Linked DNA regions of Homo sapiens: region 2 is linked to region 1. A link is an interaction called in ENCODE POLR2A ChIA-PET data of the cell type or tissue named here. Cell type or tissue: PC-9. All regions are shown on one strand. Links, peaks and the distances in the headings refer to the core of each region. The heading gives the core; the rest is flanking DNA.

The links. ChIA-PET counts read pairs that join two places held together with the same protein. Peaks named below come from ENCODE experiments on the same cell type or tissue, not always from the same donor. Only the 100,000 strongest peaks of a DNase experiment are listed, where the experiment ranks them.
Region 2: POLR2A ChIA-PET joins it to region 1 with 5 read pairs; 1 of 35 experiments calls an interaction of 5 or more read pairs at or near these places.

Annotation. Positions count from the first base shown.
Region 1 is chr3:171,872,694-171,880,322 of GRCh38, reverse strand. It overlaps TMEM212-AS1 (TMEM212 antisense RNA 1), which reads left to right. Exons shown (of 3, transcript NR_046852.1): 3 at 3,927-3,971. Among named protein-coding and RNA genes, the nearest start is that of TMEM212-AS1, 24 kb to the left of the region's middle. In PC-9, for the core only: no CTCF peak of the experiment used is centred there; DNase peaks (open chromatin) are centred at 3,432 and 5,762; H3K27ac peaks cover 516 bases.
Region 2 is chr3:172,653,431-172,661,059 of GRCh38, reverse strand. The region is part of intron 1 of NCEH1 (neutral cholesterol ester hydrolase 1); the gene reads left to right. Among named protein-coding and RNA genes, the nearest start is that of NCEH1, 54 kb to the left of the region's middle. In PC-9, for the core only: no CTCF peak of the experiment used is centred there; DNase peaks (open chromatin) are centred at 1,639, 2,059 and 3,219; H3K27ac peaks cover 2,253 bases.

The DNA.
Region 1 (7,629 bases), core at 824-5,823:
CATACATAGCAGAATTGTGTAAACATAGTTTGTTATGGATTTGGATATGCTCTGAAGGAAGGGATATATTTTGGGAAGTAATAACCACATCCAGCTATCCAGCAAGTCTTTGACATAACTCAGTAATACTTAAGTAGGACTCAATCTTGTCCTTTAGAATTGCCATTATACAAGTGTTTTCACTGTCTTTATTTGCATATTGTTTTTTATTGTATTTGAAGAGGATGGTAAGGGCAACTCTCTGGGTGGAGTGGTAGAGCCAGAAGGCTGAAAAGAAAACTGATAGTCATCAAATCATAGACAATTAGAGTCAGAGGGGCTAGAAGATTACAGTAGTGGATCCAACTCCCCTATTGCACAGATGAGAAAACAGGCTCAAGTGCACACGCTTGCCTTTGTACCCCATGGTGCTCAATCTTTGGGAGCCTGCAATCAAAAAGAAGACCTCACAGGTGAAAGGAAGCAGTTTTCTGGCTGTTTTTCTTTGAAGGGTCTCTTCTGTTTGCACTGTTCCAGAACACACCTGTTGGATTCCTGTCAGAGCTTAGCAAGTGCACGCTTATTTATACCACCAATGACATCATTCATTCATCTTGGAAGCCGTAGTGCTCTCCCCCACAGGTTCTCAGCAGTTACTAAGATGTCCCCTGATTTCATTGACCTCTGTGTGTCTTCAGTCCTTGACCTTTAAGGCTCCCTGGTGCCAGAATGTCTGCAGCTGTAGGATCAAAGACCCTTGGGGGAAAAATCCATTCTCAAAAGAGAGGAAGATGGGGTGAGTTACTAGGAAAACCACCTATATGCCCCAGAGCCTTTGTTCATCTGGAAAATGCCTGAACTGTATTCCGAGTATAAACATCAAGCCCTAAGACCGAAACACAGCACAAGTCAGAAACAGAGTTGATATTAAAGCTCAGGTCTCCTGCCTGCCAGTCCAGAGCCACATTCTGTCTGTCTTCTAAAAGAACTTGATGTGTCTCATACAAAGTAAGTCCTCAGTAAATATCTTTGAACTAGATGAATGAATGAGGTGGCATATAATGACAGATACAAATACAGCAAAATTTTCAAGATAAGAGCAAAAGACAAAGCAGTAATTTAAACATAAAAGACAAGGTTAGACCTTTTAGTGTACGTCCTAGATTTAAATCTAAATTCTGTTGCCAGCTTCCTGGCAGGCAAAGCAGAAAGGGCAATGCACTGGACTTGACCAAGATCTCATTGCATAAGAGACATAGCACTCCAGAGCATCACATGTTTTCCTCACTTTTATATCTCTGAGAGAAATGAGTCTTGTGGGAAATCTTACTATACCAAAGTGTTGTTTATATCTTGAGAACATGTGAAGATTCTTCCTTGGTGTACAGCCAAAGTGCTTCTTTGCAACAGTTTAGTCCCCTTCCCAAGTGTTGGTTGTTCAAAGAGAATAACTTCATTTTGGTTACCATTCCCCTGCTGCCTGCAACTGCTGTTTCTAAACCTCAGCCAAGACCCATTGTTTAAGTGGAACCTCAGAACATTCTTAAAATATTTCCTAAGCACTCTCTAGTTATAGATGTCCTTCCTCTGCTAGTCTTACAAAGCTAGATGCTAGGATATTTTTGCAATCTATTATACTTAGCACAGTTTATAATCCTTGGCTTTGTTATCTCAGGCACCCCCTTAAGAATCCCTTAACAAATAAAGTAACCTGAGTAGAATAAAATCCTTGTTGATTGATTGATCTGAGCTTTGCCGTGCACTCAGCCCAATCTCGCTTTGCAGCTCTCTGCTGTGGCTCCCTCCCGCCCAGGCCATCCATTCCATTTAGACATTCTCTCCTGTTTATGGCCAAGCTCCATATTTTTCCTCCTGTTTTTCACTATGTCTATGATATTGTCCATCTCCATATCTGAAATCATAATTCAACTTTGAGCATATTTTCCTGATGAAATTTGCCAAACAAAGCATGTGAAAGCTCGTACACATTAAATTCACTTGAAACACTCACACATATTTCTTTTAGTCCCAGAATTTTCTACATTCAATTAATTGACTCCTTTGTTTTATGGGTGAGAGAATGGAAACCCAAAAAAGTAAAATGATTTGCTTTTCAGTCCTTATCCTGGTAAGTATTTAACCTGTTCAAACGTCTTTGTTATGTTTACTTTAATATTATCTTTATTTTGTGGACTGGGAGATTTCATTTCCCAATTCATTGCATCTTGACCCCTGGCTGGCATCCTGCATATTCTTTTTTTTTTTTTCTTTTTTTTTTTTTTGAGACAGAGTTTTGCTTTTGTTGCCCAGGCTGGAGTGCAGTGGTGCAATCTCGGCTCACTACAACCTCTGCCTCCCAGTTTCAAGTGATTCTCCTGCCTCAGCCTCCCGAGTAGCTGGGAATACAGGCGCCTGCCACTGTGCTTGGCTAATTTTTATATTTTTAGTAGAGATAGGTCTTCACCATGTTGGCCAGGCTGGTCTAGAACTCATGACTTCAGGTAATCCACCCACTTCGGCCTCTCAAAGTGCTGGGATTACAGGCATGAGCCACTGCACCTGGCATGCATATTCTTAATTTTTAATAAATTAATGAACTAAGTGAAATTAGAATTATTTTATATTCTATTGCAACCTAAGAAAAAAATGAATGAATTAATAAATTAGGGTCACTTTAAAGTAAAAATAAAATATATAAAATATTTTGGTCACTTGAGTATTTCAAGGCAGAATTGATAACATAAATTTTTTCGTTTTTCTAAATCAGTTTTATCATTGTAACATATCAATTATGAATACCTTTCTTCACCTACCAATTCTGACAACCTTTTCTATTGAAAATATCTATTTTTTTAATGCTATGATTTAAAAAAATCATCATAAAGACTCTATCCTCATAGGTAAATTATATCTTCTAGGATGTCGAATGAGCAATGCAAGTCTTATTTTTAAGAAATAGATTTATAGAATAGAAAAACAATGCAGTCTTTGCAGGAGCTTCTACAAACAGGAGATGTGAGAAGTGTTCAAAACAAAGACCGGGTCATCTTTAAAAATATAGGAAGTTTTGATCTTTCTCCTTGCCTAGAGCAAGGTGAAAGGGTAGATTCTTAAACTAAGTCTGATCTGTATATTTAAGTTAAACAACACTTTCAACATGTATGGGCAAGCAGAAGCATTATTCAAATGGTAAAAAATACAGGCTCCAGATTTTGTAACTATACGAATATATCATGCAAAATAAATACCTTTTTCTCCCTCCTAGGTTTAACTATAGGAAAAAGAATCCTTAAAAAGGAATGATTCAATGGTGTAAGAATGCAAATTTGGCAAAGTAATAAAACGCTAGTAATTCTGGACATTTTACATTCTTGCCTATAACTGAAAGTTCTGTACTTCTTTCTAGGGTTGGTATGCTTCCCAGCCTTATAACCACTGATACTTTTGACAGATCTTGGAAAGAGTGACTCATTTATGAAGACGCACAACATTTAAGAAAACAACCACAGGATAATGAGGGAAAGGTGTGACGACTAGGCTTGTGTTTTGACTAATCTTGGGGAAATATATAAGCCTTTCAGATATTCGCTAATTTCTCCAGGAAAGAGCATATTTGTCACTGCAAGTCCCATCCAATTACTGTGAAATGATTTATAGAAGCACTCTTGATTCGTGAGGGCTGACACCTAGCCACTCAACTGCCATAGAGAGCTTAAATCTGTTTGGCAAACCTAGGACAATATCTAGAAACATTGCTTAGATATATAAATCTATCAAGGATACTAGGAATTTACATTTCTGAAGTCATAACTTTGATTTTTTTTTTTTTGCAATAGAAACTTCTCACCCCTGCTTGCTCTCGTTCACTGAAGTAAAAGTGTCTTAGTAGTTTGTTTTGAAATGGAAAAAAAGTATTAAGGAGTTGTTCTCTTCTATCATGTTTGCAGTTATTGCTTGATGGATTCTGCTAACTCCCAGGAGAATCCAAGTGGGAGGACAAGTAGAAGAAAAAAGAGTCCAAAGGCTGGAGCCCTCAGTTTGTTGTTTATGGAACATTCCTGCAGTCCCCAGAAGGGGCATGGTAAGTGGACTAGACACCCAGTTTCGGGCATTACTCATCGGGCACCCAGACACTGGAACAGAGGTATGTAGCAGAAGCCCAGTTATCTAAACCCAGTCATAAAGGCAGAGATGGAGAAGCAAGAGTGGTTTGATGTGGAGTCTCAGTGTGTTGACTTAAGCCCTTAAACTCTTCTGGCTTCGATTCAGGTCTCTAAACTGGTTTTTAAGAGCTGGAGCAGGTCCGTCTGCATGTGGAGTCCAGGTCAAGGTCTACCATATGGGAGGCCAGTAGTGTCACTACAATTGTACAATTTGCACAAAAGCACCTGGCCAGGCTGAAACCTAGCCCAGGGCTCCTGTTCTCCAAACCACGTGTTTCACACAGCCTGTGTTGTCTCATCAACACCACCTTTTTGTAAATCTGAAAAGATTCCCTATGTGCCTGGGGTGACCTGCCAGGAGGCTCATTTGTCCCAGGACTCACAATTAGGCAGCTCCCTAAATTTATACTTCTGGAGATACCCCCAAGATATGTTATTCCTACAGTCAGAGAGATACTTAAGATTGAAAGCACGAAACTGGTTCATCGTTCACTTAAACCTATGCCCTATTGTAAGACAACCTATCACTTGTGGTGTAACATTTGTGTGAATCAGAAAAAGGCAGATACAGCCCTGCACCAGGTTTGGCAATTGTGAACCAGATTTTAATCCCCGCTCTTCCCCTTGGTCGACCTGCACAGTCATACCAGGTAGCTCTGCCTAGATGTCACTTTAAAAAATAAATCTGGAAACTATTTTGTAAATTGCAAGCTTATATTACACATATTTTTTGTTGTAGAGTGTTAATTGCTTTAATAATGAAAAATCACACAGTTTTTATAACTAAGTTTTAGCATATCTTCATTTAAAAATATACCAGGACTATTAAAAAAAATGGAAGTGGGCTTGGTCTCTCGCTCTCTCTTTCTCTCTCGCTTCACCTTTGAGAAGGCCCAGCCAAGGAAGAGCAGGGAAGGAGGCTGGAGCTGGAGGCTTGCAGGCTTGACACCTTCCACTCCAAATATTGGAGATAACTGAGGCTGCCTGTCATCTCTAATAATTTTTCCTCCAGGAAATGTCATTGCTTCATTGCATTGCAAGAAAATGATGTCATAGTATAGGGCCCTGATCCGTTTCCTGACTTTTAACCTGAGTCTCATAACCTTTTTCAACTGTACTGAACCCAGAGAAAATGAAACACATCGAAATGCGAAGACCAGCACATCTCATAAAGGCCTTTGAGGCCCCAGGGTGGGGTTAACTTATGCGTATATATTAATGATCAAAATACAGTCTTGTTTGGGTGTCACATCCTGGTTATGGCATGGACCCAGTACCTAGGAAATGGAAAGGAAATAGGCTTCAGGATGTGTCTGTAATTTCTTGGCAGAAACCCTTCCTCTTCCTATATTGGGTTTAATTAGTAGTGACAATGTTAAATTTAATTAGGATGTCTTGCTTGTGTTTTCTTCTGTTGGTGGTTTTTGTTGTTAAACTCCCTGTGAAAATCAAGAATGGTCCCTGAACTGATATTTGAAATCTTACATGCTGCATTTGTGTCTCCACATCTTAGGACTGGTTACAAGCCCAGCCCAAATGACATTATGGAGCTATTTCCTGGAATGTCAAGGGCTGAAATTGCCCTGTCAAGAATGAGTCTGTTCTTTCAGGGATTTCAGAAAGCAAGGGCTCAAATTGCATTCTTGCTCTGTTATTATAAGTTTTTCCTGGCAGGAAACCACTGGGTCTCAGAAAATTTGCATATATCCAATGAGAGTGATCTACTGTTCTATGGAGGTTTTCAAGATTGCATGACAACACCGTGGAAGAATCTCATATGGGAAAAGGGGATTTTTTTCCCCCTTTCCCTAAGCCCCATTTTAAATAGTTTCCTTCCCGCAAGCTGATGTGTCCACATTCAAAGAGTTATAAGTAACCCAGCCCATTTTCCTGCCTTGGCCTCTGCCACTGGTTCTATAATATCAACAGCCACACAAAACTGGAAGCAGGTTGTTTAAAGTAAAGATGCTTATTCCTTCCAGTCTGTGAAACAGACTTTTGTGGCATATGAAGGCAAGAAATAACCTTTTAGTTCTCCCAGGCAAGGGCACAGCAAAATGACTCTTCATTTCTTGTTAACTGTAAGGGCAAGAAATACCCCCACATATTTCATGATATCTGAATATAATTTTTAATGTTATACCTGGGATTTCGGTTAACCTAAAAGACATGGTACTGGACTACTTCACTTGGTACCATAAAAGTTTTGTATCTGTTTGTACTCCTCAGAATTGTGTACAAAAATATTAAAGTAATTCAGATAATATACTGACACATTTGAAGTCCCTACTTGTGTAATCACCAGACCCAGGACTAGATATTTTATTGCTCCATTAAAGTGACAAATAAACATGTGTTGACTGAAGAGCCAGGGGCTGGGAGGCACTTACAGGACTTCCAGACACCAATCACAGGACTTCCTTTTATGTCACAGGAATCCAGTGAAGAATGACTCAAGTAACTGCATCATGCTCACATTATTTGAGCATTCGTACCCATTATTGGGTGTTCTGGTTATTTATTTGCTTATATTTGCTTTCTTATTTATATCCCACTCTGTTCTGAAGAAATTTAAGGTGACCACTGGGCATTTTATCAAGAATTGGAGCTCAGGCTGCTAAGGCATCAATTGTAGGACCAGCTGTGTGCCTTTGAACATGTCACTTAGCCTCTCTGAATATCGGATTTTTCATCTGTAAAATGAAGGTATTTAACAGTTTCATGTCTAGAGTGTTATATGTAAACTTTTTTCTCAACTTGTTAATTATCAAACGCATGGACTCTATGTAGACTGTTACTCAAAGGCATCCAATAAATGCGTTGCATGACTCTATAACACTACACGCCGATTTTGAGTGCTCACAGTATGTTGGATTTTCTGCTCTGTGCTTTACCTATGGGGTATCATTGAATTCTGTCAGCACGCCTGTGAATTAGCTGCCCCCATCAGCTCCATCTGACCAGGAGAAAACTGAGGGGTTGCCCTAAGATCACAGAGGGCCAGGATCTGGGTTTCTGGGCCAGGGGTTCCTCATTCCAAAGCCCCACCCACTTTCTACTATAGGACATCTGTGCATCCCAGACTTTAGTGTGCATCATTGTCATCTGGAGTTCAACTTCCTAAACCAGATTGATGAGACCCAAGCCCACACTTTCCAGTTCATGCAAGTTCCCAGGTGATGCCGATGCTGCTGGTCTGGGGACCACAATCTGAGAACCACTGCATTATGCTATAAAGAACTACAGTTGCAGGACCAAGACATAAAGAATGTAAGAAGCAGATCTCTAACCAAATGAAGAAAGAACCTGGACATTTCGAGCTACTTAATAGCTGAATGGGTTGCCTCTTGGGAATGGCTGAACTGTAAGGGGCATATAGACCTTGGGACATTTGATGAGAAGTTGGCCTAACGGACCTTGAAGGTGCCTTCTAACTATTAAACTGTCATGAGTGCCAAAGACAAGAGACAGAGAGTCTAGGAGGGAG
Region 2 (7,629 bases), core at 1,130-6,129, 780 kb before region 1:
GGACATAGGCATGGGCAAGGGCTTCATGACTAAAACACCAAAAGCAATAGCAGCAAAAGCCAAAATAGACAAATGGGATCTAATTAAACTAAAGAGCTTCTGCACAGCAAAAGAAACTACCATCAAAGTGAACAGGCAGCCTACAGAATGGGAGAAAATTTTTACAATCTTCCCATCTGACAAAGGGCTAATATCCAGAATCTACAAAGAACTTAAACAAATTTACAAGAAAAAATCAATCCCATCAAAAAGTGGGTGAAGGATATCAACAGACACTTCTCACAGTAAGACATTTATGCAGCCAACAGACACAGGAAAAAATGCTCATCATCACTGGCCATCAGAGAAATGCAAATCAAAACCACAATGAGATACCATCTCACACCAGTTAGAATGGCAATCATCACAAAGTCAGGAAACAACAGGTGCTGGAGAGGATGTGGAGAAATAAGAATGCTTTTACACTGTGGGTGGAAGTGTAAACTAGTTCAACCATTGTGGAAGACAGTGTGGCAATTCCTCAAGGATCTAGAACTAGAAATACCATTTGACCCAGCAATCCCATTACTGCGTATATACCCAAAGGATTATAAATCATGCTACTATAAAGACACATGCACATGTATGTTTATTGTGGCACTATTCACAATAGCAAAGACTTGGAACCAACCCAAATGTCCATCAATGATAGACTGGATTAAGAAAATGTGGCGCATATACACCATGGAATACTATGCAGCCATAAAAAATGATGAGTTCATGTCCTTTGTAGGGACATGGATGAAGCTGGAAACCATCATTCTGAGCAAACTGTTGCAAGGACAGAAAACCAAACACTGCATGTTCTCACTCATAGATGGGAATTGAACAATGAGCACACTTGGACACAGGGTGGGGAGCATCACACACTGGGGCCTGTCGTGGGGAGGGGGGAGGGATAGCATTAGGAGAAACACCTAATGTAAATGTCGAGTTAATGGGTGCAGCACACCAACATGGCACATGTATACATATGTAACAAACTTGCACGTTGTGCACATGTACCCTAGAACTTAAAGTATAAAAAAAAAAAAAGAAATGCTTCAGGGGTTGCTTTTATTAAAAGAAAAAGCCTTACCAAGAACTCCTCTCTATCTGCCTAAAAATTATTTTTTAATAACTCCTGTATTATTACCAGGGAAGGCTCAAGAGAGTGATGTGCTGTTGAGGAAGAGCTGAAGGAAAGGGGAAAGATGGGGGTGGCTGTTTGATCCAGAGTGGTCAAGCATAGAGCTATGCTGCCATAGTCACTGAGCCCAGGAGAGTTACAAATCCTTTCTGGGCCTTAGTTTCCCTTTGGGTAAATATGTGAAGCTATATGTTAATTTAAGATGTAAAATCTTCTAGTTTTATGATGTAGGTTTGAGAATAAATGTACTTATGTGCCAGGTCTGGCCCACAGACCCTGGCTGAGCAACGGATGAAAAAATGTGTGCAGACACAGGTTTTTTGCCTGGCTGCACAGCTAGGGGACCGGGCCACTCACAGACACCAAGGAGGGTGCTATAAAGAGTCAGCAGCCACAGCCCTGACAAGCTGGTGCTACAGGCATTTATTTAGTACAGATTTAATGACTTTGAGTCAACACATCTTGTGAGTAATTAACATGGTTGTCCCCCTGGAGAGAGCAGTCCTGTGCACAGATGATTAAAGGCCAGGTTCTGAGGCCCAAGTAAACTAACTTAACCAGATCAATTCCTTTATACTTGCTTGTTAATCTGCCTTTTGCTCTCAGCCTCCCGATAAAAGAATTTGGCTGCCTTCAGCCAAATTATCTTTCAAAGCTTTTGCAAAACCTCCCAGCCTTCCAAGAAGGTTTTTGTCTTTCTCTATAACTTCTATAATTTTTCCCACCACCCTGACCAAACTCCTACACTCATGAATGGCAATAGAGGGTGATGGTTGAGGGTTTTGGAGCCAGAATGCTTGGGTTCAAATCCAGTTCACCATTTACTGCCTGAGTGACCTTGGGTGATTCACTGACCCCCCGTGGTCTGAGATTCCTTGACAATGAGAACAGTGACTAGCAGAGAGCAAACGTCAGCACACGTGAGCTACTGCCCTTGACATATCCTGTAGACTATAGGAGGATTTTGGAGCTAAGCCAGTATTTTGGCAATATGGAAACTACTTGTTTTCTGTGTTGATAGTAAAAAAAAAAAAAAAAAAAAAAAAAAAAAGTTTTGGAATTGGAAAGAGACAACCTTATCCTTTTTGCCCTTCCTGAGACTGAACTGCAGCCCTAGAGGTTTTCTGGGAGGAAAAAAACCAAATGTTTTAGGGTGACAGGGTTAGAGTGTTAAATCCGTCTGTGAGCTCTTTTATTTCTCTGAGCTAGATTTTGTTATGTAGTGGCAGTAAGGTTCTCCTTAGGTTTGCTTTGTAGCTTGTCATGAAATTCCTGGATATTTGAGGAAACAATTGGAAATTTTATAATTGTGCAATCTAATGAGAGAACCCTACTATTGCCTACTTATTTTGTGCTTTACAGGTTGGCTTAATAATTCCGTCCAATACTTTGCTATGTGTAGAGGGTGCCACTGTGCTCCACATAGAACCCTTTAGGTCCATGCATGCCCTCATGTGGGACAAAAGGTTTCCTCTACAAAAATAATTCTGAGTAAAAGAAATAAGGGAAGAAGGACAGGTACAGGAAAAATCCCTAGCCAGATGGCGATCCACCAAAGGTCTGGAACCTGAGCAGGTGCCCATTTTTATGGTTATTTCTTATGCGCTAAACAAGGGTAGATTATTCATGCCTCCCCTTTTAGATTATACAGGGTAACTTCCTGATGTTGCGGTGGCATTTGTAAACTGTCATGGTGCTGGTGGGAGTGTAGCAGTGAGGACCACCAGAGGTCACTCTCATTGCCATCTTGGTTTTGATGGGTTTTATCCGGCTACTTTACTGCAACCTGTTTTATCAGCAAGGTCTCTATGACCTGTGTTTTGTGCTGACCTCCTGTCTCATCCTGTGACTTAGAATGCCTTAACCATCTGAGAATGCAGCCCAGTAGGTCTCAGCCTCATTTTACCCAGCCCCTATTCAAGACAGAGATGCTCTGGGTCACATACCTCTGACAAACTGACTTGCAAAATTCCTGTAGATTTATCATTTGGTTTGTGAGACCCAGCAAGAGCTGGTTTCAGCATACCAGTGAAGGGCATTGCCAAAGAGAATGGCAGGTTAAAAAAATGAAAAATGTTAGGCAAGTTATGCTTGACTGCAAGGGGTAGGGTGGTGAGAAATGAGGTTCCAATGTAGAGTGGGACCAGACTGGAATGCCAACTTTAGATTTTTCTTTTTTTCCTGTAAGAAACAGGAAGTCAGCAGAAGTTTTTAAGCAGGCAGGTAATGTGATCAGCCTTTCAGGGTAGAAACTCTGACAGCAGTATGCAGCAAGTTATAGAGAAAGACTGTTATCTAGAATTCAAGTTAGCAGGCAAGTGCAGAAAATAATGAGCATCTTAGCCAAGGCAGCAACGAGAGCGGGGGTGGAGCTGGGGTAGAACTTGGTCAGAAAACGTTGGCAGGTGGAGTTAATAGGGTTTGATGAGGTGATTGGAAATCATGTGAGAGAAGAAGCTGAGGACAATAGTAAGGTTTCTAGCTTAGAAGTTAGACTTATGGTTAGATAATTGAGAATTTGTGTCGTTAATTGCTCTAGGGGTGGAGAAGGGAGAGTAGGCCATATTAATTTTGAGGAGCTTGTAGGCTAGATCCTGGAGATGTTTGGAAATATGTATGGAAGCTTGAGAAAGATAGATCAAGGACTAGAAATCAGTATATGAATACAGGTCATAGGCTTTGAATTTAGTAGGCTGCTGGTAAATACTTCCTATTTGCCATGATAGTACATTGGCTTGCTCAAGGAAAGAAGGAATTGTGAAGTCGAATGAAATAAAAAATGGAACTTTTGAGAACATCATCATTTAAAGGGCCAGTGGTCAGGAGTGTAAGAACCAATCAATAAAAGACAAAAAGAAAATAAAAATGGGGGGAGTGGGGGATGAACTGTTAGTGTGGCAAGAAAAACAAGAAACTGGAGAAGAGGGAAGAAAGTTTCAAGAAAGCACAAGTTGTCAAATGTCTGCAGTGAGGCCAAGTGGGTCATTGGCATCGGCATTGGCATTGGGGTCAGGGGTTCATTGGTGAGCCTAATGGATAGTTTCATCAGACATATGGGGCTGAAGCCAGATTGCAATGGGTTACCTTCAAAGAGGGCAGTCTTTGAAAAGTCACTGTCTTTTTTTTTGGCCGGAGTCTCACTCTGTTGCCAGGCTGGAGTGCAGTGGTGCAATATTGGCTCACTGCAAGTCTCTGCCTCCCGGTGTCAAGCAATTCTCCTGCGTCAGCCTCCCGAGTAGCTGGGATTACAGGCGCGCATCACCACGCCAGGCTAATTTTTGTATTTTTTAGTACAGACAGGGTTTCACCATGTTGGCCAGGATGATCTTGATCTCCTGACCTCATGATGCACCTGCCTCGGCCTCCCAAAGTGCTGGGATTACAGGCCTGAGCCACTGCGCCCAGCCAAAAAGTCACTATCTTCTTTAGGACAAAGACAGAACTGACATCCACAGAAATCAAATTCTATTTAGAGATATATCTTCTCACTTTGCCTCCTTGCCGTCTATAAATTACCTGTTATGAATTCTCCCTTCCATCTGCTTTCCAGATCCTATGTCCTCCTTCCTCTAGGATCTCAATTCACTCAATTCCTTTTACTTCTGTAACTTTGTCTCTCTCTTGACAAGCTCTTTCCCAAGAAGCACGTTCAAGTCTCTCCCAACTGTTCTAGTGCCTTCCTTATGTCTACAAACAGTGAACGTAATCTGCCTGCATTTACTCTCTCTCTTTCTTCAACTCCTGCTCACTTTGCAACCCATTACAATATGATTTTCAGCCCCATATCTTGGATGAAACTGTCCTTAATAGGTTCACCAGTGAACCCATAGCCAACACCAATGATCTACTTGGCCTCTCTGCAGACATTTGACAACCTGCCTTCTTGAAATCTCTTCCCCCTTAATATCTCCAGTTTCTTGTTTCTGTTGCCACACTAACGATTTGTCCCTTTTCTCTCTTTTTCTCACTCCCTCTCTTGTTCTTTTTTGTCTTTTATTGATTGGTTTTTCCTGTCCTGCTCACCAGCTCTTTAAGTGAGGGTGTTTCTGAAGCTTCCATTTTTTAATTTTATTCAACTTTACCTGAGCAAATTAACTTTCCCTCTCTGGTGGAATTTACCATGTGGCCTAAATCCTCCCAGAAATGGTGCTCAGCGCTGTGCTTTGATCAGAGTTGGGTTGGAGTAGAGATCCAGGCCTCAGCAAGTGAAGATATGTTTTTGACCTTGTATTCTAGTTGAGAATAGGAAAGCGGACTTTGATACCTTGTGGGTTCTCTTTCTGTTCTTACTAGGTCAGGGCGGTGGGCAGAGGACTAAAGCGTGAACACCGCCCTGTGACCAGAAACATCTGTTTGCCTTTCCCCAACTCTCTCTCCTTCTCCAGCCTTCTGATCATGTATCAAAGGGGAAGCAGGAGGCTAGGGAAGAACCAGTAGCATACTGATACTCCATACACATAAATAACTTAGCATCTGGTCAAGTTTCAACATGAACCAACTACCTGGGTACAGAGCCAGTGCGCCACCAGATTTTACTGTCCGGTTCCACTGAGGCGTAATGAGTACCCTTATTCCCCTTCCATCTCCTTAGGTGGAATTCTTCCCCTAGATCCTGGAATGGTTATGGAGGCAAGTTTTAAGACCTCTAGAACTGTTCTAGATTACTTCAGCTAGCCAAGACAGGGTAATTTGCAGCTCACAGGGCCCTTAACACAATTCTGTGTGTTCCTGGATTTCCCAGCTACTTCTAAAGAGGTTTCAGGAAACTTTGTTACTTTCAGGTTACTTGAGTGAATCTGAATCTTTACTTCATTAAAACTCAATTCACCTCAGCTGGTACTGCGTCCAGGCAGTCTCTTTGGACAGCCTCTGTCTTTTCTCTCCTAGGCTTGGTTCCATACCTCTACTTTAAGGTCCATCTCTTAATTGAACATTAAACATTAATATTTTAATTAAATTCTCATATTTTCATGCAGATAAATAAATGTTCCATGAGATTATAGATTTTTTCTTATAATAGACACAATTAGAGCAAAATATAAAGAGAATTAAAAAGCTGATGGACTGAATGAAGTGACCGTAGTGGAAAAATTGGAGAGTCACTGACATAGAATACAAACCTTTGAATGTGAAGAACGAATCAGGTAGTGAGTTAGAATCGATGCTTTAAGTGTTAATGTTGCTGGTTCATGTTGAAACTTGACCAGATGCGAAGTCATTGATGTGTATGGGTTATCAGTGTGCTGCTGGTTCTTCCCCAGCTGCCTCCTTCCCCTTCAATATGACCATACAAATAAGCTTTTTAAAGATCACTGTTGTACATCTTTTTTAACCTGCAACAATTTCAGGACTTGATAATCCATGTGGAACTAATAACAAATGTGCATAATAGGAAAAACGATAGTCTCAGCTTCCCTAGAAACATTGGAATATCTGTCGCTGGGCTCACTTTTTTACGCAATGATCTTCTGGAGCAGAGGTGTAATATCAGTGATAACTGACTCATAAAGGGCTTCTTATGTGACAGGCACTGTTCTAGGTGCCTTAGTTTTCAGTCTTCACAACAATCTTTTGAGGTCATGTGTATAATTACTTCCATTTTGTGGATGGGAGATTGAGGTACAGAGAGGTTTGGTCATTTGCCCAGGGGCCCAGTGCTGGTAAGTGAGGGAGCTGGGATTTTAGCCCAGGTGCTCTGGCTCTGGATTATATGCTGCAGACTTCTGTGCTGCGCATGCCTCCTTTAGATTGAGCCTGTTATTGCCATGCTCCTCTTGCCTCCATTTTGCTTGTATACCTTACCTACCCATAGGTGTTTTGAGTTAAAACACTTTCCAGGCCGGGCACGGTGGCTCACGCCTGTAATCCCAGCACTTTGGGAGGCCAAGGCGGGAGGATCATGAGGTCAGGAGATCGAGACCATCCTAGCCAGCACAGTGAAACCTTGTCTTTACTAAAAATACAAAAATTAGCTGGGCGTGGTGGCATGTGCCTGTAATCCCAGCTACTCAGGAGACTGAGGCAGGAAAATCGCTTGAACCAGGGAGTCGGAGGTTGCAGTGAGCCAAGATCGCGCCATTGCACTCCAGCCTGGCAACAAAGGGAGACTCTGTCTCAAAAAAAAAAAAAAACAAAAAAACAAAAAAACAAAAAAAACAGAACAACAACAACAACAAAAACAAACCACTTTCCAATACTTGCACCTTAGTTCCAGCCCTTTTCCTTGTTAGCCATACCTATGATGGGACATCATCTAAGATGTAATTGAGGGCCAGACACCTTACTGGATTTCATCCCCAGACAGAGGTAATTCCTTTCTTCTCTGAGCTTGTGCAACCCTTTATCTAGGCCTTTCTTACCACTTACTGCTTAGCTAACTAACATCAGCTATTCATTTGCAAGCCTTGGTTCTCCTCTATTACTCTAAGTTTCAGATGATTCTCTTTCTCCCCTACAAAGTT